Linked DNA regions of Mus musculus: region 1 is linked to region 2. Evidence: chromatin loops called from intact Hi-C (ENCODE). Cell type or tissue: left cerebral cortex. All regions are shown on one strand. Links, peaks and the distances in the headings refer to the core of each region. The heading gives the core; the rest is flanking DNA.

Region 1 (15,404 bases), core at 3,739-8,738, 49 kb after region 2:
AGGCGGGGTCAGCAGACCCTCCCCACTTAATGCTGGAATTTGAGACTGGGTTGATCTTGTACAGATCTTGTGCTGGCAACCACAGCTGCTGTGAGCTCGTGTGTGCAACAACCACATCATATCCAGAGAGTGGCACATCATAGCTCTCCTCAGCTCTGACGTTCCTCCCTTCTCCCTCCTTTGTGACATTCGCTGAGGCTTGGATGGAGTGGGGTTGTGTTGGTGGTGTCCTGCTGATGAACACTTGCAGCCATTTATTCTCAGTACTCTGAACAGCTATGTCAACTGTTTTTGGAGGTAGCCATTGGTAAGTTGCCAATGCCCCAGTGAGGGGCCACACACATGTGCATATGGGCAATGCTCACTGAACCCAGTGTGTTTAGAAATAAAAAAGGACACGAAGTTAGGAAAGAGATGGGCTGTGGGGGGTGGTTGTTGGAAGGAATGGAATAGGAGTGGATATAATAAAAATACTCTCTATACATTCTAAAATTTCAAAGAATAACAAAATGAAACTTTCTATCTGCTTTAAGTACAGAGTGAAGAGCAGGAGAAGAATTGGGTATAGACACTTAAGTAAGAGGACTGGGATTTCCCTGAGAATATCTCGAAACTGTGATGGTTTGAAGATCCAGCTTGAGAAAGATCGAAAATTACACTCGAAGCCGGTCTTTGGGATGTCTGTGAAGAATTACCTCATGAAGCTAACTGAAGTGAGGAGTCACACCTTAAACTCGGGAAACACCATCCCATGAGCTTGGTCCTGAAGTACGTAAAAAGAAGCAAGCAAGCCAAGCATGGCTGGTCATCTCTCTATGCATGTGACCAGCTGGCCTCCTGTTCCCACCACCGTGCGTGCCGTCCCTGCTAAGATAGAATATAGTCCCTCAAACTGTAAGCCAGAATAAACCCTTCCTTCCTGAAAATGCTTCGAGTCAGTTATTTTGTCACAGCAACACAGAAAACTCACCAACACAGGAACCAAAATAAAAGGTCAGTCAACATAAACTTAGTTTGTCTTTGTAAAGGATATCTCTATCAGCCCCAGGGAGAGCCATGAAAGCCAGCCAGAAGGTGAAGACAGAAATCCTGGAGTGGCCTTCAGTCATCAACAGAAGAGTAGGAGAGGGACCAAGGCACTTGAAAGTTATTTCTGGGGCTGGAGAGATGGCTCAGTGGTTAAGTGCATACGCTGTTCTTCCAGAGGACCAGAGTTCAGTTCCCAGCTCCACATCAGATGGTTCACAACTATCTGTAACTCCAGCCCCAGAGGATCCAGCAGTCTTGGCTCCATTTGTATCTGCACTCATGCACAGACCCACACAGATGCATACTGTGGTGGTTTGTATATGTTTGGCCCAGGGAGGGGCACTATTAGGAGGTGTGGCCTTGCTGGAGTACACGTGTTACTGTGGATGTGGGCTTTAAGACCCTAGTTGCCTGGAAGCCAGTCTTCTTTCAACCTTCAGATGTACCATGCTTCTCCTGTTCCATGCCTGCCTGGATGCTGCTGTGCTTCCACCTTGATGATAATAGACTGAACCTCTGATCCTGCAAGCCAGCCCCAGTTAAATGTTGTCCTTATAAGAGTTGCCTTGGTCATGGTGTCTGTTCACAGAAGTAAAACCCTAATGAAGACACATACATATAATGCATTTAAAGTCATAAAATTAAAATTAAATTAAATTAATAAATAATTTTAAAAACATTACTTCTAAGGTCATATGGATGTGGTGACGGGTTGTGTGGTCCAGCATGTCAGATGTGTTTGCATCCTGGCTCTGTTCTCATCCATCTCCTTACCTGGGTGGGCCCTAACTGACTCTGGACACTAGAATATGGAAGTTACATGGTGCCAGTGTCAATTACAGTATACCAGTTGCCTTACCTCATATACCCTGACCCTTAGAACCCTGCTTCCATGTAAGAAATGTGACTAAGCCTAAAACAATAAGCTGTGAAGAGCCCAGACCACCAGGAGAGACCCTGGGGAATAAGATGCCACATAAAGTACAGAGGTGGAGTCTTGGGTCCAGACAATATAAGCAAAAATGACCTCCACCCCCACATATCCAGCTGGTGACACGCAGATCAGAGGTGAGCTGCTTAGCCAAATCCTTCAGTCCTTCTGGCCCATAAAACCATCCATAAAATAAATATTTGCTTTCAGTGACTATATTTTGGGGTAGTTGGAGACTTGGTGAGAGAGCACCCAGACAAGCGAGGGGGCAGAAGATGTGTAAGAGTGCTCACCTGTCAGCTAGCCTTCTGTCACGGTAGCAAACGTCTGAGGTGATCAACTTACAAAGCAAAAATGTTTGTTCTGGAGCCGGGCGTGGTGGCACACGCCTTTAATCCCAGCACTTGTGAGGCAGAGGCACGTGGATTTCTGAGTTCGAGGCCAGCCTGGTCTATAAAGTGAGTTCCAGGACAGCCAGGGCTATAAAGAGAAACCCTGTCTCGAAAAACAAAACAAAAAACAAACAAACAAACAAAAATGTTTGTTCTGGCTCACAGTTTTGGTGGTTCCAGTCTGTGATCAATCGGCCTTGCTATAATGAGAGCATATGTCATGGTGAGAGCACGTGGAACAGCGCTCATGGTCCAGAAAATGGGAAGAGAAGAGGAGCCAGGGCTCTACTCTTGCCTTCGAGGACATGTCCCAGACGACCTAAATACTTCCCATTTTCTCCCATTCTTACACAACACCATGTTGGTGTCACGTAATATACGGGCCTTTGGAAAACATTTAAAGCCCAAACTCTAACAGCCATGCTTTCTCTGAGACCGGTTTGTTGGGAAGGTGGTAAATTCACCTGCATTTTAAGATTTATTTATTGGTATCTTATATGTATGGGTATTTTGTCTGCATGTATGTAAGTATATCATATGCATGGAGGTGTCCATTGAGGTCAAAAGAGAGCATCAGATCCCCTGAAGCTAGAGTTGGGGAGGGTCTTCAGGTACCATGTGGATGCTAGGAACTGAACCCCTGGTCCTCTGCAAAAGCAGTAAGTACTCTTAACCCCTGAGCTATCATTCCAGCCCTTCACCTGATTTTTTAGCTCATCTCCCACCCCCACAGAAAAAATCCAGTAAATACATCCATCATGGGGATGGTGGGCAGAGAGACAAAAACAAGATATAATCCTAGAAAGTCCAATGTTTTGTTTAGTATAGTGACTCACACTTAAAATCCCAGTACTTGGGAGGCTGAGGCAGAAGGACTGCTGTAAGCCCGAGGTGAAACTAAGCTACATAGTACATTGTAGGCCAGAATACTTGTGTTTAAGGTAAAGGAAAATCTTGCAAAGGGAAGCCCATGAAGTAGAAGACTGTCCCCAGCACTAAAGGAGGGCAGGCATGCTCAGTGCATGGTGAGTGCCTTTGGTTAAAGCTCAAAGAAACCAACCAAATCAGGGTGATGGGTAGGCATATATTTTTCTCAACCTACTTTAATAAGGGTTCGACCTTCCCTCTAGCACACCATCCACCAGAGGTAGTGGAAAAGAAAGGCTATTAGGATAAGGGGGAAGCAGTCCTGCTTAGAAATAGTTCTTTGGAGCAATTCCAATCTTCATTGTTCTCAGTCCAGTCCCCTAGCAAACACCAAACACGAATCAGCAGCTGCAGTCTGGTCCACTCAGCAGACACCTCACAATTCAGCAAGGGCGGTTCAATCCAGAAGCAACCCCAAGGTCTGCCAATCAGCCCGAGTCCTCTGAAGCAGCAAGAAGCTGGTGAATTTCTCTCTATGAAGTCACCACAAGTGAAGCTAAGCAACGCAGTGTAAGGTGAACCAATATATGCGTGTCATCTGTAAAGCGAACCAATGCTCAAGCTCCCACTGTCTGTGGGGTCATATTTATATTTCTTCTAAACATCACTCATCCTTTCCTGTGTCTGCTTCAGCAAAACATCCTTTCACCTGTGTCTGCTTCAGCAAAACATCCTTTCACCTGTGTCTGCTTCAGCAAAACATCCTTTCACCTGTGTCTGCTTCAGCAAAACATTCTTTCATGTGTCTGCTTCAGCAGGACATCCTTTCACCTGTGTCTGTTTCAGCAAAACATCATTTGATGTAACTGACTTTCCAAAAAACCCAGAAATTTCCACTTCAGTGAGGTTTTTGTATATTTGCATGCACAATAATGCCAACTAGTCAAAAAGCAAAGGAATGGTGCTTAGCCTCGGCCGAAGCAAGGGGCTGCCTTTGACATTCATGGAGTATCTTGCAAAGAGGATCTAAAAATCGCATGGTTAGTCAGAAGCCTCAAGAGATAGGAAGTTGTCATTTTCCGGCCTTCACATGGCAGAAGTGACCTGCGGCTTGAGAGTCTTGACTTCTACAGACAAAATGTGATGTCAGCTACTGTTAGAGAAAGCAAGCATTCTGACATTTCCTGAGACTGGGTTTGAATCCAGCAGTTCTGTTTTGAAATGGTTTGCTTGCTATTGTGAGTTATGTCTTTGCTCTCATTTTTAAAAAGATTCAACTACTATAGACACTAAAGGCGCAGTATGAAACTCTTGATTTCTCCCAAACCAGCCTTTTTTTAAATGGCTTTATTGTACCTTTCTGTTACAAGAGAGAGGGGGAAGGAGGTGGGGGGTGGGGAGAGAGAGAGAGAGTGTGTGTGTCAGTGTTGAGCATGCTTCACACATGATGTATCCAGGCAAACCACAGTGACCAGCCAACAGGAAACTAACAAATACGTGGTCTCCTCCCTGAGCCTTCCGAACCGTGAAACCCCCTAGTCAGATACTGAAAAGACGCAGAAGCCACAGCCTTTGAGACCACCCTTATCACCGTGACTGCCCTCTTCAACACAGCTTGTGTAGAGTCAAGCCACATCCTCTTTTCCCTCTATGCCTATCTAAAACAGGTTCTGCCATCATGGAGAGGTCAGGGGTGGGTGGGTCCTACTTTCTGAGGTAGGTGAATGCCTTCTGCATCATGTAACCCCAACCCACCAAGGAATGCTTCTGCCATCTTCTTCATTTAGGAGAGTTGCCTACCTTACTGTCTCCTGCTGTGTCCTTTCTCTGGCTTCCACTCCTTGTGAAAGACTAGGAGTCCTAGCCACTCATTCCGGATCAGGTCCTAACTATAATATTGGAAAGTGTAGCATCAAGAGCAATGAGAAAGGAGAGTAGAGAAGAATAGCTTTGAGAAAGGAACAAGGGCATGTCACTCTTCAAAAAACTTCACAGGGAAGGAGTTGCCATGGCAACCTTTTTTTCTCCCTTTTCTGGTGGGTGGAGCAACCTCTCCATCATGCCAACACCTTTAAGGACACAAACACTCTGTCTTAGACAGTGAGTACCGCGTCCCCACTGGTCACTCTGCCCGTTCACACCTTCGTTGTTAAAGTATCAGTGAGTTTCTCACCCAGACTTTACCTACTAGGCTTTGTTTGCAGAATTCAGGGGCTCCAGATCTCTTGTCCTGCCCTAACAGACCTGTAGGGCTTCCCTCGGACGCAAGTGGAGCACTCACATCTCACTCTATTCTGACCTACTCAGCTCCTCGAAACCAGATCATTGAGTTGATCTAGACGTCACTCTGCCATGAGTCAGTGAAACCCTGGGATATAGCCTTCTGCTAAGATGAAACACAAGATCACTGAATAACTCACCTTCCTATCTAACACTGATTGAGAGAGATATCACTGTGTATAGATTCTTGACTTAAGCTCTTTATAAAGATAGTTATTTTGCCCTAACAACATGGATGCAACTGTTTTTCATGATCCTCATTTTAACCTCTCTAAACTTGACGCATCTTACTATAAAAATAAGGCTTAGTGGTCAGCACGCTTTCCTGTCTCCGTGGTACATAAAGCAGTGCAGCAGTTCCCACTGATGTCACCTTAGATTAGGAGAGAGCTTGACTCAGAAACAGTCCACGTAGCACAGTGCGTTACACCTGTGAATCCCAATTTGGGAGCCAGTAACTCTGAGAGTTTCAAAAGTCTCCGTCTAAGAGTAAGCATTACTTCAGGTCTCTGCTGTCCTTTACATAAAGATTATTAATCACAGCATTGGATACACAGCTTTGAGAGGACAAATATGGATCCTTGGAGCAGTGGTGCCTTGTTCAGAAGTCCTAGTCCTCTCATCTTACCTGCTCAGTATGGGATGAAGGACTCTTCCCCTCGGCAGGCCTGTAGGACATCTGGCCTAGGAAGAAGTTCTTTGGGGATAAATGGAGGATGTTAGCAGTGGGTGGGACCTGCCTTTTGTCCCTGAAATATGACTGTGCTCCTGGCTAGCTCTCTGACCTTGGACAAGTGGTTTTATCTCTCTGTATCTCTATCCTTATCTGTAAACTGGTAAATGCTGTTGATAATCATGCTTCCTTCGATGGATTTATGCAAGGTTAAGTTATTAATATAAATAGGACATATAAAGCTAAATAGAAAAATAAGCACCAGAAATATTAGTAATTTACAGCTGCTATCAGTGCTCTTAGCAACAGTTAGTCTGTCACTAGAGGGTGCTATTAGCCTTAGGGGCAACTGGTACCATTAGTGGTTGGCGTTCCATACTAGGACTGAGATCAGCAGTTAAATGGATTCTGCTCTCTCCCTCATTTAAACAAGGAGGGGTTTAAATTGCTGGAGAGTCAGTTGCTCAGGTTCCAGGAAAGGGGAAAGATGAAGTCAAGCCACAGAAAGTTCCAGCAAACCAGAGTTGTCATGTCAGATCTAGATGGTCTGGAGCTGGCCCCAGGTGGTTTGACCTTAGCTTCTGAGACAGTACAAACACTAACTACTGAGTGCAATTTGGTGCCATCAAGTTAGCAAGAAGGACCCTGGGTTCAATACAGTGTAAGAGAGCATTTGAATTTTGGGGAAGAGTGAGGGGAGCTGGGAAAGACAAGATGAACTCACGGATCAAGGCCAGGGTTAGATGTGAAGCCGAGTCTGAACACGACGGCAGAGGTGAGACAGAGGTGAGCGGGTGCAGGTGGAACATTTGGAAGAATGTTTGGAAGAAGAACAGCCAAGGCTCCGATCAGGAAGAGAGCTGCCGAGGCCACTAGCTCTTCTCTCCATGTGTGAATTCACGGTGAATGGCTGACCTCTGGCCCATATCCATCGTCTCTCTGGGGAAGCTATCCTGTAGCCTGAGAGAGTCTGAAGCAAGCTGCTTCTTCTGCTATGGTGTTGCTCCATTCCATTTCCTTTCTGCAAGCTGCCACCTTCAAAGACACGGGGAGAGCACTTTTTCCTACAAGAAAAAGAGTTTCCAAACTCCAAACACTGACTGCTTCCAGGTCAGAATGGCAAGGTGAAGGGGTTGGGAGTGTAGCTCAGTGGTAGAGCGCTTGCCTAGCCTGGGTTTGGTCCTCAGCTCTGAAACAAAACAAAACAAAACAGAATGGCAAGGTGATTTGTGGAGAAAGCAGTAGGGATTTGGTTCTCCTTCTGTGGTTGCTCACTTTCCTCTCCTAGGCTGAGCATCAGGGGCAGTCAGAAGAACCTCAGGCTTCCTGGCCCTAAGCTTTCCGTTTCTTTCTTTTTCTTTTTCTTTCTTTCCTTCTTTTTTTTTTTTTTTTTTTTTTTTTTTTTTTTTTTTGCTGTTGTTGTTGTCGTTACGGGAGCAAAGGTGAAAGATGAATCAGAAAAGTTTCCCCAGGACTTTGAAACTTAAATGCATAATAAGGAAGCTGACTTCCTCGGGATAGAGGTCTGAACAGGCTTGGGGATTGGACCCAGCCCTCTCAGAGGGGAAACTGCTTCAGGGAGTACAGCTCTTTCTCCGTCCTTAGCTGACCCACTCCCTTCTCCCTTCCTCACTCCACCCCTGGCTTTCTATTGTAGTGGTGAGGACTGAACACACGGCCTCCTACATGCTATGCAGATGTGCTATCCCTCAACTACACCCTCCATATAATGAGCGACCTGTATTTTCATGTTTGGCATCCCTGGACCTCTGGGGGAACTCCCAGGAAACAAATATCTAGGCAGCAGTATTTGCCATCCTGAATTCAAGACTCAAACCCTGCACTGAGTTGCCTCTTGGATGGCGCGCAAGGGAGTGCACAACAGGAGCCTGTCAAAATGACAAAGACATCAGAATCATCACTAATGCAGCATGCGCCCCTCATCGGTGGCCAAGGGCCCTCCGGTGCACGCTGATCTTGTAGCCAAAGAGTTGAGCCATTTCTTCCATCTGAGTGCACCGCAAGAAAATTCACATCAATTATTATGGTGGTCTCAAAAAACTTCTGTGTTCAGGAGTAGGCTCTTTGAGGTCTAACCTGAAAGATTCTAGAAGGTTCCCACGGTCACTATTGTCTCCCTTATCTGTGCCTGGCATTAAAAAAAAAAAAAAAAAAAAAAAAAAAAAAAAAAAAAAACGCTGGGCGTGGTGGCGCACGCCTTTAATCCCAGCACTCGGGAGGCAGAGGCAGGCGGATTTCTGAGTTCGAGGCCAGCCTGGTCTACAAAGTGAGCTCCAGGACAGCCAGGGCTATACAGAGAAACCCTGTCTCGCAAAAACCAAAAAAAAAAAAAAACCCAACAAACAAACAAACAAAAAACCATTATTCTTATATCTAAAGTAGATGCTTACTAAAAGCAGGAGGAAACCTTTAAGATCTGCTAGGTACTGTGGTGTGTGAGCCCACAGGGAACTGGGCAGGAGCAGCCTCAACACAGGTGCCTTGCTCTCAGGCTTCTTCCTGTGTGATAATTTGTTACTGCGGTTTCGCGTGTGTCATCATCTCTTTGGCACCATTGCTGATCAAGCATTGCACACATAATTTTCTGTGGTTCTCGTTGGAAGCTTCTGGTCATTGTTGATTCACAGTGGCCAACGATGCTGTACACACAGGAAGTCCCAAGTGGTCCTCAGCCTCTCACCTCCATTGGGGTGAGGAGCTCTGTTTCCTCTTTGTGTTAACCTGGGGAGGGAGCCCCCTTTATGAGGAACTAGAATTGTGAGTTAGCCTGCTGGAAAGTTCCTTCCACTCCCCCTTCCTGCACTCAGATGGACTCAAACCCTATGTGTAAGCGTTTGGCAGGGGAAATATCCTCCGTAGGCCCAGGTGTTCCGGAACCTTTAAGAAGTGGGACCTTGCTAGAGGAAGTGAGTCGCTGGGGTGGGCTTTGAGGGTTTTGCTCGATTTGCTTTTTGTTTGTTTGTTTGTTTGCAGTTGAGGATGTGCGCCCTCCCGCCTCCCCAGCTTCCTGCCCCAGCTGCCTGCTGCCACACCTCTCCGTAGTATGGAACTATCCTCCCAGAACTGGAACACCAAACAAGCTCATCTTTCTTAGGTTGCTGAGTTTTACCACAGCATCAAAAGGAAACTGATGTGGACAGTGGCTTTCCTGGCACCCCCCCCCCCCCATTTCTCTCCCTCCCTCCATGTTCAGTCCATTAGCAAGGCTTGCCTGGTCCATCTTCGTGGTGCACACGTCGGGCTTTTATCAACCCAAGTGTACGTGAGGACATCTGGAGGCAGTCTCACCGAGAGCTTTCTCTTTGGAAGGCTGAAGAACAAATGGACAAAAAAACAAAGTCTTCGGTTCGACTAAGAAGAAAAAGAATTTAAGCCTCAGGGTTTGAAAAGATAAACAAACAAACAAACAAAAAACCTACTACAACAACCCAAAACACCTAAGTTTAAATTTTCATCGTGTTAAACAAACAAACAAACAAACCAACAACAGACAGCCACATTAGCTCTACCCAGAAATCAGTTTCCCTTCCCTAGAGAGGCTTTGCTCAAAAGTTCCAAAAGAAACTCGTGCAGAAGCCGGGCAGTGGAGGCACACGCCTTTAATCCCAGCATTTGGGAGGCAGAGGCAGGTGGATTTCTGAGTTTGAGGCCAGCCTGGTCTACAGATTAAATTCCAGGACAGCCAGGGCTATACAGAGAAACCCTGTCTCAACCCCCCTGCCTCCCCCAGAAAGAAAGAAAGAAAGAAAGAAAGAAAGAAAGAAAGAAAGAAAGAAAGAAAGAAAGGAAGGAAGGAAGGAAGGAAGGAAGGAAGGAAGGAAGAAAAGAAAAAAAGAGGAAACATATGCAGGTACCTTCTCCCTCCCTGTGTCTTTATCAGAATCTAGGGAAATGGGGTTTCACTTCCTGGCTTCTAACTACAGCTCTGCCACCTATTGGCTGGGGACTTGGGCAGATCGCCTGATCATTTCACATCTGACTAGAATTGAGTTTTGTTGGAAGACAGTCACATGGACAGAAGAGAAGTAGCCATTCACTTTGCAGCACTTGGAACCTGAGACCCACAGCCCCCAGTGGGGCTTGTAACTCATCTTCATGGGACAAATAGGCTGGGTGCTGGCAGAGTTGTGGCTGCCCCCGAGGGAAGGACAGCTACTTTGTCTCTTTGGAGATCTGAGGCCTGGCATGCCACGTCTTGCAGAGAAAAGAGACAGGAGAAACTCAATGGGGAGATAGTGGAGGAAGATCCCTCAATGAGGTTGGTATCTGTCGGTTTTATACTACCCCTAGTCTGCAGCCTTTGTGGCTGCATTTTGAAAGTCTCAGATGAGGACACAGCTCCTGGCTTGCTCTAGAGTCAGTTCCCAGTCAGAGGCAGGCCTGTCACCTGGGGAGCTAGCAGGCCTTGCACTGACAATGCTGCTGTCACCTTTGTCTTCCCCTACCCTTCAGCAACCCATGACAAGCAACACTGTGTCCTGGGAAACCTTCCTATACAGAGGCTGACTGAAGGAAGTCTTCCCGACGTCCTCTCCCAAAAGGCCAGCACATGGCCTCTCTTCCATTTCATAGCTACTCACTAAAGAGTGAAACCAACACACTTAGCACTAGAGTGGACTTTAGGGTCAAAGCCCAGATTCCAGAAGCCCCTCCAAGCTGGACTCAGTCACCTGTTCCCAAGATGCCAACTAAAGACTCCCGTGACAGTGAAAAGCAGAGAGGCTTTGTTCAATGTGGCCCAATCAGGAAGTGGACCAAAGTGGTCCAGCGACCCCAAGACTCAGGGTACTGTCAGATTTCAAGTTTAAATAGGAGACAAGTGGCCTGCATAAGGAAGTGGCCCTAGTCAAAGTGTGGCCCTACCCACTGTTGAACCATATTATCTCAGCTTCTGTCTTGCCAAGTGCTCTGCTAAGTTGCCAAAACTGAAAGCTCTTCTCCTGGGAAGCAGCTTTTCTCTCCCTCCAGCATGAGATTCCTGGGACATTTTAATGTTTTGCAATCCATTGTTTCAATGGTCAGAGAACAGAAGGGAGCAGCTTGTGTCACTTTGCAGGCCATATTTCTACCAGGAAGGTTACACTAGGAGGTTATAAACTTAAACAGCTTTTACCACTCGGGTCCTCATCCATCATTTCTTTCCTCACCTGTTTGTCCATGCATCCATTTATCTATGTGATGAATATTATAGAGCACCTACTGTGTGCCAGAGAGGACCAAGCACTAGGGAGAGGAGGGAACAATAGCTGTAGCATGGCTCCTGCCCCCCCAATGCAGTCCTTCCCTCACCTGAGACAGTCCTGAGAGCCAGATGACTTGTGTTCTCCGGTGAGTGGCAATCCATCATGAGAGCCCTGCCCCACAAGAGCTTGGGGCAGAACTCCACAGCCTAAGGTGGCCTGGAGCAGCAAGAATCAGCGTACCAGAGACGGAAACCAGAGTCGGGACCAGGCACAGTGGGCTTTTTGTCTTTTGTTTGTTTGTTTGTTTTCAAGACAGGGTTTCTCTGTGCAGCCCTGGCTGCCTTGGAACTCACTCCATAGACCAGGCTGACCTTGAACTCACAGAGATCTGCCTGCCTCTTCTTCCCAAGTGCTGGAATTAAAGATGTGTGCCACTAGACCTGGCTTACAGTATTATTTATTAAGCTCAGTATCAGAAACAGCTGAAGCCAGGCATTAGAAAGAGATTAGGATGCAGAGCACAGGGAGGTGGCCATTGATGTGGAAGGGTTAAAGGAAGGCCAGCACATAGGGTACTGATGTTGCTAGAAGCTGACCAGAGGGCCAGAAGTCAGGGTTACTGACATCATGGAAATAATAGTATTTGCTAGCTACGTCTTTGTCAGCCACCAAACTGAGCAGTTCCCACCCACAGCTTTGAACTAAGCACCATAAAGCTGTTCTTAAGTATACAAAGCAATCCACTAAACCTCTCTATTCTAGGCCCCATTCAAAAGACCAGGCCAAACCATTGCTGCCTCCAGATCTTCTTAGCAACTGCACTCTACAACGGATAGAAAGAGACATTGAAGGCAGATTAAAGGCAGATCAGCTGTCCTCACATTCCGGGCAGACAGTTTGAAGTCTCTGATCAACTCATCAGCTGTCAAGCCTTCCCAGGTTCCAGGAACAAACCTTTCTGAACAGCACCTTTCAAAAGGACAGGAGTTGAGTGCCTCAGGGGTAGGCGGGTAGTATGTGTGAGTGTAGAAGAAAAATCGAATAAGAGAAAAAAAAAATCTATGGCAAACATGGCCATCAGGGGTGGGGGTAGGGAGGATGCTTGCTTGGCCACACCTAGTGCTTCATCTTCAAACCTGATCCCCACCCCACCCCCCAATAAACCAGGACAAGTGTCAGGTGTGGTGGCACAATCCTTTAATCCCAGGAGACAGAGGCAGGCAGATCTCTGAGATCAAGGCCAGCTTGGTCTACAGAGTGAGTTCCAGGACAGCCAGAGCTATACAGAGAAACCCTGTCTTGGGAAGAAAAGATCAGGACTATGTGAACTCTATAAATGTTTTAATGTAGACACTATAAAAATAAAAACAAAGAAGCAATTCCTCGCTGGGACTTGAGCGGCACAAATCAGTGAAACACACTGGGCTGCTGATTTGCTCCCAGCAACATCCGCATTAAATTCAGGGGCCTCAGCACCTTTGTGAAATCTGCTCAGCGAGCCCTTTGTGCTAACACCAGAGCACCTCTCACTCTCACCAAAACTCTTCTGAACTGGCATGGTTCCCATCATCTATGACCGAGTCGCAGAAGTGGGAAGAGAAGGCGAAGAAGAAGATATGTGGAGAGAAAGAAAGATGACAGAGTGGGGAGTCGGGAGCTAGGCCTCCCTAACAACCCAAGCATGCTTGCTGTTCCCTAAGGTCACTGGTAGCCAGCTCATTGGAACAAGGCTGTGCTGTCTCTAGTATATCTCAGGAAGTGACAGAAGGGACACATGAGAGTGAGACCTTAGGGCTGTTGGCTTGCTACCAGTGTTGTCTAGTGTCCTTGCTCACTGTCAGCACAGTAAAATGAACAGTTAGCACGAAACAACTGGACTGAAAACTGGGCAATAAGCATGGAGCTGCCCTGGCAGGAAGGAAGATGCTCAAAGGCGTTTCTTAGATTCTTCCCGGTGGCTCTCAGACCACTGAAACAAAGAGTCTCAAGGAACTGGAACTTCCCTAGATGTCCACTGCCAGGGAAAGACAAGGATGAAGGCTGGTGCCAGGCAAGGAGATGCTCACCTGATGCCAGCAGAAGAGAAGCTCACCTCCTAGAAAGAGGTTGCATCCAGTTCTATTCTGCAATTTGTCAGACCACCTCACAAGACAATTTTATGCTAAGACAATAATAGGTCAATGATGGGTGGAATCACATCTTGGCCTGGACGGGTTAGCCATCCATACATACTACCTCTTGCATTCTATTTGAAACTAAGTCTCATGCCAGGACTCCAGAGATTAGCTCGGGGTGAGCCGCTGAATCTTTTTGTTCCTCTTCCCTGTGTATCCACATTGAGCAGATCTCCTTTTTCTGTTTTCAACTGTTTATTGTGCCTTTCAGTGGCCTAATGAGGACGCATGGTTGAGCCCAGCGTGTTAAGGCTTCCAGGAAGCAGGCTCTGAGTCCAACAGCTGCAGAAACCCACAGAAGGACCAGCTGTCTCAAGTGGCCCCCTCACAAGCATCTCTCCTGTGCATTTCTTAAATGCTTGGTTTCTGCTCAGTGTTGTTCATGGAGAGAGAGGATATGTGGTCACTGGGGACTGGATCTCTCCCTGCAGAGCACTTACAATCTGAGAAGAACACGGCATGACTCAGAGGACATGGGTTAAGGTGATCTGATCTCCGAGACACCCTGTTGTCCAAAGCACAATGGAATGACCCACACTTTCCATTCCACCGAGACAGAGAAAAAGATTGCTCAAAAAGTGTGTGTGGGGGGGGGGGGCGGGGAGAGCCTTGGAGGTAGTGCTAAAAAGCTCTTCCAGGAAAAGCCCAGAGGCAGGATCCATTAACTAGAAATGCCTATTCTTGTCCCATTTAAAAACCATATATCTGGAATATTATTCAGTGATAGAAAGAAACAAAATACTGTACATGGTTCTGCCTGGATGAACCTCAACAACATTATAGACAAAAGAATCTGGACCCAAAATCCTCACATGTTTAATGGTTCCACTGGTAAAATATACCCAGAACAAGTCAATGTACAGAGACAGAAAGTAGATTTGTGATTGTCTAGAGTTGAAAGGAGAAATAGGAACTAACTATAAATGAGTGTGAACGATCTTATTGGGAATATAAAAATGTTTTCTCTAACTTAAACATTGTTCTAGAGTATATGACTGCTGTGATTACATCACTTCCACTCTTACCCCTCCTCCATGCAACTCCTCCATGGCCATGAGCCCCCTCTCAAAAGCATAACCAATCTTTTAAAAATAGATTTATTTATTTATTTATTTATTTATTTATTTATTTATTTATTTATACATATGAGTGCTCTATATGCATGTATGCCTGCATGACAGAAGGCATCAGATCCCATTACAGATGGTTGTAAGCCACCATGTAGTCACTGGGAATTGAACTCAGGACTTCTGGAAAGAACAGCCAGTGCTCTTAACCGCTGAGCCATCTCTCCAGCCCATAATCTTCTACAACAATTACTGTCACATATATAACCTCCTGAGTCTAATTAGTGTTGTTCATAGGCACTGTGATTGGGGTTGACCACTGGACAACATATCAGAGTCTCATCCCTGGAGAAAAACAGATTCTACCATCTCAGCAGCCACTGATAACTGTAGCTCTTCATCTAGGGGAAGGGCCTTGTAAAAGTCCAAGCCTCCCCACTCCCATCTACATTGGCATGTCAACCAATGGGCATTGTGGTTATGCACGTCTTGTGTAGGTAGCCATATTGTTGAGATTTTATCAATGCAGCTTTTTGTCATCTCAGGAAGACGATATCTAGTAGTAGTAAGCTTGCTGGGCCTCTGGCTCATACAGTCTCAGATGGAGATACTTTTAAAGTAGGTTGTGGTGTTGTATGTACAATTGTGTAAAACCACTCAATTGAGAACTAAGATAAGTGAAACTTATGGTATTAAAACATTCTTACACACACACACACACACACACGAGACTTTGAGACTTTAGGGAAGCCACCATTTAGCATCTTTTATGCCAATGAGAAAAGTT
Region 2 (15,404 bases), core at 6,836-11,835:
AATCGGGGACCATTCTCCAGACACAGGCATGAAACCCAAGGCATTGGTGACTCCCCGCTTCTCTGTCAGCCTGCACACTGCGAGCCTTTCATTTCTGTCCACACAGAGCTCAGGCCTTCATCCCCGCAGCACAGACAAATAGATGGCAGAGCCTCCCGGTTCATCTCCCATCACACAAGTTCAGGTTTCCCCTCTTTATCCCAGCTTGTGGCCACCTGACCTGCCTCTGAATGCACAGTGTTTCCATTGAAATCCTAGTGTTTCCATTGGTGGCTCTTCTAGGGTTCCCTGTTGTTTCCCAGCCTTCTGCCTGAGACCTCTGACACCAGCACCACCCACTGATTATGACTCTCATTCTTTTCCATTCCTACGGGTATCCGAGCTATTCTCCATCTCTCTCTTTAATGTCTTTGCTCACATATGATCACTTCCACCTGAATGCCCTGTTGGCTCCCTGGGAGGGGCTGCTTGCTGCAGTTCACTGTTCAAGATGGAAACCTAACATCGTCTTCCCAAAGCCTTTCAGAGCTCCTCAGGGTCACCCCTCTGTCTCCTTTTCTTCAGCTGTTCTCCCATGCTGCGGAGCAGCTGGTGATTATCTTTTTCTGTGAGGTTTCAAACATTTGGGGGAGAATATTGAAAAAAACAAAAACAAAAAACTGGACCATTGCCCAGTATGCGTTAGATGCTCACATTGAATCCAACAGCCATCAGATTTTTTTTTTTTTGAATAATGCAGCACAGATTTAATACTTGTCAAGTTAAATAGGCAGGGAAATTTTGCAAGCTACAAGCCTAAGGTGAGCACACGGGTACCGGAGTCAGCCCGCTGGATCCAGGGATCTGTGGCTTCAGTGGGCTGAAGGCTGAGATGTTTTGGAAAGCAGTGGCTGCTCTGCTGGTTGTGGGAGGGCTTTTCCTCTTGTCATTATTCCTCAAACAACATAGTACGTCAGCTATTTGCATAGCGTTACATTGTTTTCACCATTCTACGTAATCTGGAGACAGCAAAGTCACAACACATTTTATGTGGGGCTTTAATATTGAAAATTTCTGTTTTCTTAGGGGAGGGTTTTCTGGAACTAATCCCCTAGGGATACTGGTGGAATCTCTGTCTCTCTGTCTCCCTCTGTCTCTATCTCTGTCTCTAAAGGTTTCCCTAGGGATATTGGGAATCTCTCTGTCTCTCTCTGTCTCTCTGTCTCTGTCACTCTCTCCCTCTCCCTCTCCTCCCCACTCCCCCGCATTCACCTTTATCTGGTTAGTCAGTCAAAGACTGTTCTAAGTGACGCTGTGGAGAATGCACTCTGAGGATGCAGCCTTCAGCAAGGAGATTCTTCCAATAAGCCTGACCTGTCACACAAACCCTTAAACTTGGGTCTACAGGTCAGAACTTAAGTCTTGAAGATCCTAGGGGTGGGCCATATTTGACACTGGAAATATTCTGCTAGCTTTGAAAAGCCACATAGCAAGGAATGCAGGTGGTCGGCAGGAGCTCAGAGACAGACCTCGCTGATAGACCATAAGGAAATGTGGACCAAGTTCTGCGACTTCAAGGGACTGAATTAAGCTGACAGTGGGGACAAACTCTGAAGCCTTCTTCCCCAGAGCCTTCAGATGGGAGGGTGAGCCACTAACACACGGTGATGGTGCTGAGCAGAGAACCCGTCACAGTGTGCCTAAACCGGGAACCACAGGACTGAGCTAATGGGTGGGCTTGTAGCTGAGCAGTGTGTGAGATTACAATAAAATGAATTCAGCATTTATCAAACATTACCTCTGCATCTATCGCCTCCTTTGCCCCGCTTTTCTGTGTTGCCCATGGTGGAGAAGTCAGATAAGAATAACACAGAAAGGTCTGGAGAGATGGCTCAGTGGTTAAGAGCACTGACTGCTCTTCCGAAGGTCCTGAGTTCAAATCCCAGCAACCACATGGTGGCTCACAACCATCTGCAATGTGATCTGACGCCTTCGTCTGGCGTGTCTGAAGACAACTACAGTGTATTCGTATACATAAAATAAATAAATATTTTAAAAAAAAGAATAACAGAAAAAAAAAGAACACACTAAATCATTACTTATTCTTCTGTGTTCAAATGAATGTACCAACTGCTCTCTGGATGTGTCCCAAGCCAGACTGAATCATGGCATTAATTTATTTCTACCATTGGATGGCAACAGTTGCTTTCAGGAAATGACCATACCTGTGTACATAATGCCCACACCCAGAGGAAGTCGTCAAGATTGTCACAGGGTCTAACTTCCTCTTCAACACCTGTGGTCTTTCTATCAGTAAAAGATTAAAGAGAAGCTGCGTTTGCTCCCAAGCAGAGTCTCTGCAGAGAGGAGGGCTATAGTTCAAGTGTATTTACTTTCTCTAAGAATGACTAACAGCACATGAGTTTCTAAGAGAATATTCTGCAGATGATTCAGAGGGAAAATAAAAGGCCCCACAGCATGAGACTGGAAGGGAGGGGAGCCCGAGAATGGCAAGACCATAAAAAGCCTATCATTCAGAGTGGCCACTTGTAAATTTTATTAGGCATTCGCAGAGGATGAAACTGTACAGCCACACCCATGAGCGCTGCTGTAGACTTTGAGGTTGTATGATTAGCAAACCGAGAAAGACCTGTAGCCAAGGACTGGAAACCCGTGCTGGGAGCCAAAATCCAAGGATGCTATGCAAAATAAAGGGCACTTTCTTATTTCTTTTATATCTGTGTATGTGACGGTGTCTGTGTGAGTGTATGCCATATAGGAGCAGTGCCTTCAGAGGCCAGAATGGAGTGTCAGGTCCTCTGGAGCTGTCATTACAGGTGGTCCTGAGCTGCTGGTTAGCAGGGGTTCTGGGAACTGAATTCCACTAGTGGAGAAGAGCAGCCTGTGCTCCTCCGTCTCATCAGCCTAAAGGTTACTTTTTAACACTGACTTTCAATAGTAATGTCTAGCGCAAGGGATAGCATGTCTCACTGAGGAGGTGGGTGCTGCTAGTGGATGGGTCAGGGGAAAGTTGGCGTCCTCAGCTCCTATTTGCTTCTGTCTTGCTGCAGTGTGAGGAGTGTCAGTATCTTCCCACCTGTTTAAAGTTCAGCGGAGTCACACAATTTCCAACTAAGCCAGATAAACAACTGCCAGCGACCTTTGTGAGACCTGGAAGAGAAGGCTAGGGCTGAGCAGTAAACAAGGACTTTGTACAAAGAGGGCGCCACCATTCTGAAGGTAGCTTGAAGTCAGGGCCAGCCCAAGTGATGGCTTGGCTCTCATGCATAGCAACAGTGACAGCATCTCTAATGAGTCAGTGTGGAGCATGAGGGGCCCCGGGTGTCTCCCCTTTTCTCCTCTCACAGACTCACTCATTGGCCAAGGAAGTAGGACAGAAAGCAGTGTATTTTGACTTCTGCTAACAGTTAACAGTACCGCTGTGGACAGAGTGTGCGATATGAGGGCGGTAGATAGGCCTAGGAATGGGCTGGAGAACAATGCAAAACCGACATCAGCTAGCTAAGGAGTAACTCCTGATGAGCAAATCCACAGCTCACACAGCATGGACTCCAGTCCACGGTCCTTCAGTTCAGCATTTTCATTCATCAAAGACTAAAGTGTGGAGGAAATAGGTGAGGAAAATACTGATAACCAAAACTGGAGAAGTGTTCAGAGCATAAAAGTACCAGAATCTCTTTAACCCCTTTATCTCCAACGCTATATTCCCTCCTTGTCTCTGTCTCTGTTCCTCGGTGTTTCTCTCTCTCTCTCTCTCTCTCTCTCTCTCTCTCTCTCTCTCTCTCTCTCTCTGCTTTTGTTTGTTTGTTTTGTTTTGAGACAAGGTTTCTCTGTGTAACCATAGTTGTCCTGGACTTGCTCTGTAGAGCAGACTGACCTTGAACTCAGGAATCTTTCTGTCTCTGCCTCCTGAGTGCTGGGGTCATTTTCTCTTAAAAACCAAAGCCTCGCTGATTGTGCAAATGATGCTTTTTAGCTATTGTAGTAGTTTTGTGTATATAAAATACACACTTTCAAGTGTGGTTGCCTATAAGGCTCCCACTTTAATCAATATAACCAGAAAATTCTCACCCACTTTAAGATTATATAAATATATTCAACAACATTTTCCAGTTCTTTCATATTTCAGCATATCTCTTTAATCTACCTGAATTTGATTTTGATGAGTGGAATCAGCTGTAGTGATTAAAATCACTTTATTCTAATCAGCCATTTTTCCTCCTTTCCAGATATAGGTCATTTATCAGCTCATTCAGTTATTTGAAAGTTACAAAACGATAGTAACAAAAGGTGACAGTAGCTGACATTTGCCATGCTGACTTGGTACTATGTGGCAAGTCGTTATTTCTCACAGTAACCCTGGAAGGCGGGTGCTGTTGTTAGGATTTTCAAGTGCTTAGAGCATCCCTCAGTGTGGGAACTGAAACAGACAATGGCCAATGCACTGGTTGAAGTCCCACTGCTAGAGAGGGACGATGTGGAGATAGGACGTGAACACCCTCATTCCAGTTTTCAACTTTTGAGATGGCTTCATGGGGCTGGGTTTGTTCCTGTGCACTGTATTTTGTTCTACCATATTCTTTCCTATGCTAATAGACCATCTCCTTGATGTCTGATAGTCAAGTCTTTTCACATAAAATATACAAGTAAATTCCAATTTTTTCACTAGCCTCTTTCCATTTGATAATTTCACATCCTAAAATGCCAAGGCCCTCTTCTTCTGAATATGAAAAGTATAATTTTTTTCTTTTATCATAATTTTGAGATAGGGTCTTACTGTGCAACCCAGGTTGACATCATGATCCTCCTTCCTCGACTTCTTAAGTGCTGGGATTATAGGTGTATCTATCCATAGCTGGTCAATCCATGTTTTTCTAGAAAGTCTTGGGGTAACACTTTTTGAGACAGTGGATTTTCCTTGACTATTAAAAGTGGTGTGTTCCATGTCTGTGCTTGCAGGTGCCCTGGACCCCACAGGGTTTCCACTGGAACAAAATTGCTCTTAAACTGGTTATTGATATCTGAGCTGGGCTTAATTACTCTGTGCCTCTGACTCTCCCCTGTGAAGAAGGGAATATAAACACTTCTTAGCAGATGCACGAGTTAATTTTTCATTATGACAACACAGCTTAGGCGAGTAAGAGATGTGACTGGGCTCACAGTTTCAGGGGAGTCTGTGTAGAGTCAACCAGCTCCATTGCTCTGGCTTGAATGAGGTGGCTCACCATTGCTGGGGCAGGCTCATCTCACAGTGGCCAGGAAGTGAAGAGAGGGAAGCAAGCCCAAGCCAGCCAGCTTCTTCTGCTGCTGTTCACCCAAACCTTTGGCTTATTGAATAATGATGACCATATACAGGGTGGGTCTTCCCTCTCTCACAGACACACCCTGGAGTATACTTTCCAAACCTCCCAGGTACCCCTTAACCCAACCGAATTGGCATTCCAAGTTAACTGCCACAGGAGCCTGAGTTAGCTTGTGTGAGATGCTTACAACAGTGTGTGCCACTCAGACTGGTAAATGCGTGTTTTCTAATAAAAATCACAGCTTTTTTGGAGACGTGAAACTCCAAATAAAGTCTCTTGAACCAAATGTGCACCACAAATGTGAGTGGTTTTCCATTTGTAATCAGGGATGGCCCTGAAATTGTCATGTGACGTTTCCTACATAGAACACATGTTCTGAGGACTTTCACATGGCCTTTGAGAGTCCGTGGGACAGAGCAGAGTGCTACTATCCTGCTGATAATGTAGTGAAAACAGAGGTTTTATAATTTATAAAATTTATATGTGACCACTGGAACTGACTAACATTTTTGAAGCCTGCAGTCCAATGATAGCAGGATGACTTCTTCCATCAGCAAGGAAGTGACCCATAAAAATCTATCAAAGTGACCGGAGTGAGGATCTATCTGCACACAGCGCGCCTCACGTAGCTTTGGTGTGTCCACAAGTTTAGGTTCTTTTTTTTCTCCCCTGTATGATTTGGTTTTATGCTTCCTTGATAGAAATACTTTGAAACTGTGGTTTCCTGAGGCCTGAGATCCACAGGAGCTGTTGGGGACGCAGGGGCTCTGTGGAGGCATTCTTGGGATTCTTTGTTAAGTGAAGCCCAGCTTCAGATTAAAACAGAATGTGCGCAGTTGGATATGGCTCTCCCAGGAGGGTCGTGACTGGACGTGGTGATGGGATGTGGTGATGGGACGTGCTGTGGGCTCATCATGTGGTCTCTTCCCACAGACTCATCGCTCACAGCGCAGCAGATGGTGGGTGTTGGACTGGGCTCCGTGGCTTTTGTGACCATCCTTGCATTCTTCTCCTTCTCAGCAGTGTGGTATGTGAGACTGTCACTTTTGAAGAATGAGTGGAATTGGGGGGAGGCTGGGGTAGGAGTCATGCAGAACAGCTGGGCATGAGGGAGGGTCGGGGCTCAGGCAGCCAGGAGACAGTGTGGCTGACCCTGCAGCTGAGAGTAGGAAAAGCTGGAATAGTGATGACCACCCCATCAGTCCAGCAGGAAGGCTGGTCTCCTGTGCAGCCTCCCTGCCTGGGCTCTGTGGACCTGGGCATGAGCCACACATGGGGAAACAGCAGGGTGTGCAGTGTTTGTGCCCTCTCTCCCCCGTCTCTGTCTAGATGGCTCAGCCTGGGAAGACTGACTTGATGATGCACAGATGTTCTGACAGCTTCTCAGGCCCGTCTGTGGTGTGGCTCCCATCCTAAGCCCTGGTGTGGGGCTGAAACTTTCTCCAACCCAGCATGACCTCATTCCTGAATTTGAGATGATAGCCATCTCTGTGGAATCTTAAAACTTGGGAGCAGTTTATGTGTGCTTCGTGCTTTCTGGATCAGTTGTATATCTGTGACCTCAAGACTCATGTCCAATGTAACACCACAGGCCACAGACCCTGTGAGTCAGCCCCTGTTTACACTGGATGTGGACAGGCCACAGACCCTGTGACTCAGGTCCCATAGACATTGGATGTTGAACCTCTGCCTCTTCCTTTAATTAGTTCATCTACTAACTAGTTCAGGATCTGTTCTCCTCAACAGGTAATGAGATGGGCTTAAGTCTGGGCTGGAATTGATGAAGGAGCTCACCAGATAGAGAACAAATATGAATAGATATGAATAAATGTTTCAAGCATTTTAGGATTCGCCCCTGGCCTATACCAGAAAGTACAATAGCCTGGCTACTCTCTCAGGTTCCCTTCGTGGCTTTGATATAATTCCTGTCGTTTGTGTGAGACCAAAAGTGATGTCTGCTTTCCAGAAAAACCCATTCTGTAATTTCTTCCCCATTCCTCTTTTTTGTCCCCCTTTTCTTACTCATTTTCTATAAAATTGTTCTGTGCCTCCCTTGAGCTATTTGGGTTTTGTGGTAATGTAGGAACAGTGGACTGAAGCAGCATCCAGCGCACGGTCAGCATCTACACGAGTTTTAGGAATTAGGAAGAACAGTGATTAACATACCCTACGTACATCCCAGTAACCATGACTGAAACTGTGTTCATATAGCCCATGAAACATCAGCTATAGGCCAGGCTGGCTTACTGTCCATGTGGATATACAGGTAGAGTGTATTAAGTTTGACTTTTAAAACCCTTGGGTATTCTTTAACTTTTTCTCTTAAGACAGCTCAACTCCGATGGCTTAGTCGGCCATCACTGGAAAGAGAGTCCCATTGGACTTGCAAACTTTATATGCCCCAGTACAGGGGAACGCCAGGGCCAAAAAGTGGGAATGGGTGGGTAGGGGAGTAGGAGGAGGGTATGGGGGACTTTTGGGATAGCATTGGAAATGTAATTGAGGAAAATACATAATAAAAAAATATTTTAAAAAAACAGACAGCTCAACTCCAAGGTTGTGAGTTTTCTCTTCTACCCCCTCCCTTGCTAGACATACACAAGAGCATGGGAAATAAAGGGGTGTGGTTATAACCTCAGGGTGGAACACAGAAGAGTGTGGATCTAGAACTGTGCACCAGCAGGGTCATGGCTGGGGTGTTTTCTGCTTGCTTGTGGGGTGTTTGTTGGGAACCTGGTGCTATAATATAAATGTGATTTGTCTCCACAAAACTCTTGGTGAAATTTGATTGGACTGAGACTTTTACAAGCTGAATTGAGTGTCAGGAGGCACTGGTTCCTTCCTGATGGGACTGGCTTAGTTACCACAAGAGCATGTGGTACTCCTGAGTCCAGCCCTCCTTCTGGGTTTACTAAGCTTTGAAGCATCAAGAGACCCTCATCAGAAGTCAAGAAGATGCCTGTGTCATGCTTCCCAGACTCCTGAATCATGAGCCCAAGCTATCAGCTTCTTTGTTCTTTCGAAATCATTGATGCTTACCTACTCAAATACCATCACACTGTCCATAAAGCCCACACATGTTCCAACATGGTGGGTTTTTTTTTACTCAACTGGGAAAAAAAGTGTTCTATTCAACTGCAGAGGGAGGCAGTGTTCTCGATGGCAGCTGCTGGTCCTTGCTAGTAAGAGAGTGCTCTGTCCTTTGAGTAGCTAACCATAGATAGCAATTTAGGACCACTATTTCTACAGCTCTCTAATTTTGCATTCTAGAATAACTGTCCAAGATGCCCACATGGGGACTTAACATAATTACCACTGAAAGGAAGAAATCTCACTTGTTTAATATATATATATATATATATATATATATATATATATATATATATATCAACTTGGATTCAATAACTGGTGAACCAGTAAGTAGACTATTAGCCTGTACAGTGTAGAAATAAATGTAAAAGGAGTTCATCCACAGCTGCAAAAATAGTGACCACACAAACGTTATTTCCTCTGATTGTTCCAAATTGCGATGCGGAGCTGCTCTGGGCACACACCCAACAGGAGCAGGTGGTATTTGCAAGAACCTCGATTCATTTTCCTGCTGTTCTTCTTAAATGGTTTTCCCACAGTGTGAAGAACGCGTTTTTTACATGATAATACCTTCCCCACTCCTTACCTTGACTCCCAATCAACGTGTAGAATGACTCTTAGGAAACTTACTAGTGTCCTGGGAAAAATGCAGTCAAAAACCTGAGACAAAGGACCCTCCATAGACCACAGTGCTGATCTGGATTGTGAGGCCCAGTCACTAAAGCTAGATCTGGAGCCATAGAGATGGAGCAGTCTGAAGACTGAGATGGAGTCCTGGGACCCATGCACTGGAAGGAGAGAGCTGATTCCTGTGAGTTGTCCTCAGAATGTCGCTTGTGTTCTGTGGTGTGAACGTGTCCACACATTTTCCTCTCTCTCTCTCTCTCTCTCTCTCTCTCTCTCTCTCTCTCTCTCTCACACACACACACACACACACACACACTAAGATAAATGTAATTTTAAAAATATAGCTCAATCCTACTGTGGGGGTGGTGAGAGGTTCTTCCCAACCTTGGGGACCATTTTGATCCAGCTTTGAATTATCTTCCAGATTGGAAATTGGAATTGAAGTGTTGCTCAGTCATGGAACACACTTGCTTGTGCAACAGGCATGTCTTTCATTCTGTCTTTGCAAGGTTCTGTGTGGTAGGAATGTCAAGGGGTTTTGGTCCCAATTTTAAAGGGAGAAATTGGTGGTGGTGGCACATGCCTTTAGTCTCAGCACTTGGGAGGCAGAGGCCAGTTCCAGGCCAGGGCTACAAAGAAACCCTGTCTCAAAATAATAAAAAGAGAGGGGGGGTGGAGGAGGAGGAGGAGGAGGAAGAGGAGGAGGAAGAGGAGGAGGAGGAGGAGGAGGAAGAAGAAGAAGAAGAAGAAGAAGAAGAAGAAGAAGAAGAAGAAGAAGAAGAAGAAGAAGAAGAAGAAGAAGAAGAGGGGAGGGGAGGGGAGAAGGGAGGGGAGGAGAGGGGAGGGGAGGGGGGGAGGGGGGAGGGGAGGGAGGAGAGGAGAGGAGAGGAGAGGAGAGGAGAGGAGAGGAGAGGAGAGGAGAGGAGAGGAGAGGAGAGGAGAGGAGAGAAAAGGTGGGCACTTAGAGAGGGAGACAGGGACGGAGAAACTGGTGCCGGCAGATTTGTGACTTGAGTCTTGCCAGCCTTTGCATTAACCACTGAGACTATCTGTAGAATGTATCTTTGGTTTTGGAAAAGCCATGTTTTTATATTTCCAAATAACATCATGTCATCTTTAAACTATGTCACTATAAGTCTCTGTATTACCTAGAGGATTCTCAATGCCTCTCCTTTGACTGCTCAGTACCATCCATCACTTCTAGAAGGAGCCACAAACAACCAAGTAAAGGAATAGAGACCGATTAGGGAAAATGGAATAGTGTTTCCTAAGACCTGGAATTGCTGCATTTGGGGTAAACCTAGAGCAATGTGTTTATCTTGAAAATCGTGGCAGCTTAGAATAAAGTTAATGGTTAAATTGATTTAAATTGATCAGTGAACCCTTTTGATTGCTAAACTCTCAATCTGATTTTCAAAATCTTTTACTTTTGTATTTTCTTCTCAGGAGAAAAAAACAAAAACAAAAAAAAAAACAAACAAACAAAAAAAACAACCAATCCACTGGCATAGCAGTCTAAGGACCTTTTGTCTATGACAGTCATTGCCTAAGGCCAGGCATTTGTTTCTAAAGGGAGGGAGGGTGTGGTTTTTGTGTTCAAGTTTATACAGTGATACGATAAAGTAAATAATTTAAAAAGATTTGTTTTATGTGTATGATTGTTTTTTTTAAAGATTTACTTATTTATTTTATGTATATGAGTACAGTGTCACTGTCTTCAGACACACCAGAAGGCATCAAATCCCATTACAGATGGTTGGGAGCCACTATGTGGTTGCTGGGAATTGAACTCAGGATCTCTGGAAGAGCAGTCGGTGCTCTTAACTGCCTAGCCATCTCTCCAGCCTGTGTATAAGTATTTTACACACATGTAGAAAACAGCATTACATCCCCCGAAACTGGAGCTATGGATGGTTGTGAGCCGTCTTGTGGGCTCTGGGAACCATTTGGGTCCTCTGCAATAGCAATAAGTGCTCCAGCCCTCACCAACTTTACAGCCACAGCAAATCCACTTTTGAAAGCATTGCATGCAGCTATTACTTAGACTAAATTCACAGGCATAGGTTGTTGGAATGAAAACTGTATTTTACCTTGAACTATATACCTCGCTGGTGACGTTCCGTGAAGAAGTCGGGTCATGCTTTCACCGGTAGAAAGCCTCAGCTCCAGCAGCTGGCACTGACACTGTTCACTGCCGTGCCTCTGGTAGGTGGAAAGTGAGCTTTAATGTTTTGCATGCATGTCTCGACGGTTTCCCATGTTGGCTGGCCTTTTGTAGTTTGGTGTCTGAGAACTATTGCCCTTTTTCTCTGTAAGATACATTCCTTTTATTGATCAAATAAGCTCTTTACAGAGCTGCAGAGTGGCCCAGCACACACGGCTCCTGCAAAGGCCCAGCACTCACATCTTGTGGTTCACAATAGCCTGTAACTCCAAATCCAGGGGAACCCAGTGCCTCTGGTCTCCATGAAAACCTGCTCTCATGTGGACTGCCCTCTCCCCACAAACATTTTTCCCCAAAAGAGCTCTTTATATCATTGTGATTTTAATGCTTACCTGCCATATATTTTATTTGTATTTTTCTATTGTATCATTATTTATTTGTTTATTTATTACTATTATTTAAAAAAAATTTTTTTTCGAGACAGGGTTTCTCTGTGTAGCCCTGGCTGTCCTAGAACTCACTCTGTAGACCAGGCTGGCCTCGAACTCAGAAATCCGCCTGCCTCTGCCTCCTTAGTGCTGGGATTAAAGGCCACCACTGCCCGGCTAGTGTATCATTTTTAGAAAGGACAGTTGTGATGGTTTGAATATGCTTGGCCCTAGTAGGAGGTGTGGCCTTGTTGGAATAGGTGTGACCTTGTTGAAGGAAGTGTGTCACTGTGGGAGACCCTCCTCCTAGTTGCCTGGAAGCCAGTATTCTGCTAGCAGCCTTCAGATGAAGATGTAGAACTCTCAGCTCCTCCTGCACCAGGCCTGCCTGGGTGCTGCCATGCTCCCACCTTGATGGTAATGGACTGAACCTCTGAACCTGTAAGCCAGCCCCAATTAAATGTGGTCATTATAAGAGTTGCCTTGATCATGGTGTCTGTTCACAGCAGTAAAACCTAAGAGAACAATATTGTCTTAAAACTATTTGTGTTATTTGTCACACAAAACCTTCATATTTGCCAGGCGTGGTGGCGCATGCCTTTAATCCCAGCACTTGGGAGGCAGAGGCAGGCGGATTTCTGAGTTCGAGGCCAGCCTGGTCTACAGCGTGAGTTCCAGGACAGCCAGGGCTATACAGAAAAACCCTGTCTCGGAACCTCCCCCCCTCAAATACTAAGTGCCAGCCTTTTTCTGATACTCTCCAGAATGTTCTCAGGGTTTTTAAGAAACAGATGTATTCATTGTACATAAGCTGAAAATTTGCTCAAGTTCTCCTTTTTTTAACTGTCTATACATGAAAGCAAACATGCAACACTTTTTTTTCTGATTCTGGTTTGATTTGCTTAGCATGATAACCTTCATTTCCATTCATTTTCTTACAAAGGACACTGTAGTCTTCTTAATTTCACGACAACACTTTATTATGTGCCTCCACCTCAGACTTCTTTTCCATTCACCCAGCCCTCACATGGTCCTTTGACTTGTAAGCATCACTTTCAAAAATTAATAATAAGATGTCTTCTCTCCCTTTTCAAGCCAGGAAATATTGCTTATTTACTGATGATACTGCTCTTTAGAGGCTATGGAGAAAACAGGAACTCATTGTTAGTGGGAGTAAAAGATACAACTTTCAGGAAAGGTAATTTAGCAATATTTATATAATTCCACATGCCTTTGGCCATCTAACCAGAAGTTTCGATGTGGGGCCTGCTCTGTGGACTGATCTTCACAGGTTCAAAATAAGCATTTTCTCACTCCTTCAAGCTTTTAATAGACAAGCTTACCCACCATTCCAATGTCTCTGGGGGAGAAACTGGTGGAATCAGTTGTGGTGCTTCTGCATATGCAATGGCATATTATGCTGCAGTTAAAAAAGACACACAAAAAAGTCTAAGCACTCATACAGAGATCGCCAAGATGTATCGTTTTAATGAGAAAAACAAAGACACAATTGTATGTATGATATTCTACCTTTTGAATAAAAAAGAGACTGAATAAAATATTAAGTTCTATAGTTATGTCTTAGTTTTTGCTAGTGTATGCCATAAGCAATGTTTGCATAAGTAATCTGTCAAAGTATTTTTCCAAACAAACAAAACCAAGCTTTTCTAAGAAAGCGTCTATTTTCATATGTTAATTTAAACTAAACACACACACACACACACACACACACACACACACACCATATACTTTTTTTTCTTTTTACACGGTGAGTCAAGGGTCTTACCATGTAACCTTACTTGGCTTGGAATTTTTGTTCTAACCAAGCTGACCACAGACTTACAGAGATCTCCTTGCCTCTGCCCCCCATGTGCTGGGATTAAAGGCATACGCCACCATTGCCTGGTGACTCTTAATGGCTTTCTGCATCTTTGGGAAGGAGATTTGGGGGTGTGCTGAGAACAAAGAGTCTACCACGCTATTCACCTCTCATTTCCTGTTAATCCAAGAATGTCCCTCTGCTCCGGATGTCACAGATGACATGGAGACACAGGCTGGGCGGTGCTGTCTTCTGGGGGTCGGGAACTGACTTGGAAAGACCTCTGTGCTTGTTGAGTTTGCTGGCAGACTTCATTTCCCTGTGCCTGCATAGATGGAGCCTCCAACATTCTGCTGGCTGTCACCTGGAGGCTGACCTCATGACCTACACACCTCTCCAGATTCTGGAAGCCACCTACTGGTGGCCGTGTAGACTTCGGTAACCTGACTGATTATGTCATCAAGTCAGAAAGGAGACCCTCTGATGGGAGGGAGGCCGTCATGCCTCTTTAAAAGGGCTTTCATTGGAATCAGACAAAGTCAGGTCCCCTGAGACCCTGGCAAGCCTCTTCTTCAACTAACTGAATATGAGCTAATTTGGAACCTCAATTACATCTGGAAAAAAAAAATCCCTTCGTTTGCCAAATTCTGTGAGTTAGAGGCAAGTCACACTCAAGGGAGATTTTATGTAAAAGCTGTGCACTCCAGGGGACAGGGTTTGTGACGGTCATCTTCCAACTCTGCCTATAAACTGCATGAGAATCAATTAGTTTTAAACTTCCCATTTTACTGTACAATTTTTCTGAGTCCTTTTGGCAGAGTGGCTTGATTTTGCAGTGCAAGCCTGGGGCTTAATTCTACTTTAGCAGGGGGGCAGTTGCCAAAGCTGTTGGTTGTAGAGATGGCCAATGTACTGGCTAGTTTTGTGTCAACTTGACACAGCTGGAGTTACCACCGAGAAAGGAGCTTCAGTTGAGGAAATGCCTCCATGAGATCCAGCTGTAAGGCATTTTCTCAATTAGTGATCAAGGGGATAAGATGGTGGGTGGGACCATCTCTGGGCTGGTAGTCTTGGTTCGATAAGAGAGCAGGCTGAGCAAGCCAGGAGAGGCAAGCCAGAAAGGAACATCCCTCCATGGCCTCTGCATCAGCTCCTGCTCCCTGACCTGTTTGAGTTCCAGTCCTGACTTCCTTTGGTGATGAACAGCAGCATGGAAATGTAAGCCGAATAAACCCTTTCCTCCCCAACTTGCTTCTTGATCATGATGTTTGTGCAGGAATAGAAACCCTGACTAAAATTTCTCTTATGAATATCGATGCAAAAATCCTCAATAAAATTCTCGCCAACCGAATCCAAGAACACATTAAAGCAATCATCCATCCTGACCAAGTAGGTTTTATTCCAGGGATGCAGGGATGGTTTAATATACGAAAATCCATCAATGTAATCCATTATATAAACAAACTCAAAGACAAAAACCACATGATCATCTCCTTAGATGCAGAAAAAGCATTTGACAAGATCCAACACCCATTCATGATAAAAGTTTTGGAAAGATCAGGAATTCAAGGCCCATACCTAAACATGATAAAAGCAATATACAGCAAACCAGTAGCCAACATCAAAGTAAATGGAGAGAAGCTGGAAGCAATCCCACTAAAATCAGGGACTAGACAAGGCTGCCCACTTTCTCCCTACCTTTTCAACATAGTACTTGAAGTATTAGCCAGAGCAATTCGACAACAAAAGGAGATCAAGGGGATACAAATTGGAAAAGAGGAAGTCAAAATATCACTTTTTGCAGATGATATGATAGTATATATAAGTGACCCTAAAAATTCCACCAGAGAACTCCTAAACCTGATAAACAGCTTCGGTGAAGTAGCTGGATATAAAATAAACTCAAACAAGTCAATGGCCTTTCTCTATACAAAGAATAAACAGGCTGAGAAAGAAATTAGGGAAACAACACC

The links. Hi-C counts contacts between places; a loop is a spot of excess contacts. Peaks named below come from ENCODE experiments on the same cell type or tissue, not always from the same donor. Only the 100,000 strongest peaks of a DNase experiment are listed, where the experiment ranks them.
Region 1: it touches region 2 in a loop (6-fold over the local background); 1 of 42 quality-filtered maps calls a loop at or near these places.

The regions. Positions count from the first base shown.
Region 1 is chr4:59,254,725-59,270,128 of GRCm38, reverse strand. Gm12596 (predicted gene 12596) reads right to left here and starts at 10,078. Exons shown (of 4, transcript NR_105031.1): 1 at 10,048-10,078; 2 at 9,405-9,544; 3 at 6,897-7,361; 4 at 985-1,628. It overlaps Gm35578 (a long non-coding RNA gene), which reads left to right. Exons shown (of 3, transcript XR_003955215.1): 3 at 534-926. In left cerebral cortex, for the core only: a CTCF peak has its summit at 6,478 (motif pointing right); no DNase peak of the experiment used is centred there.
Region 2 is chr4:59,306,638-59,322,041 of GRCm38, reverse strand. It overlaps Susd1 (sushi domain containing 1), which reads left to right. Exons shown (of 17, transcript NM_001163288.2): 16 at 6,237-6,330; 17 at 6,633-7,359. The coding sequence ends at 6,633. Among named protein-coding and RNA genes, the nearest start is that of Gm35578, 33 kb to the right of the region's middle. In left cerebral cortex, for the core only: no CTCF peak of the experiment used is centred there; a DNase peak (open chromatin) is centred at 8,911.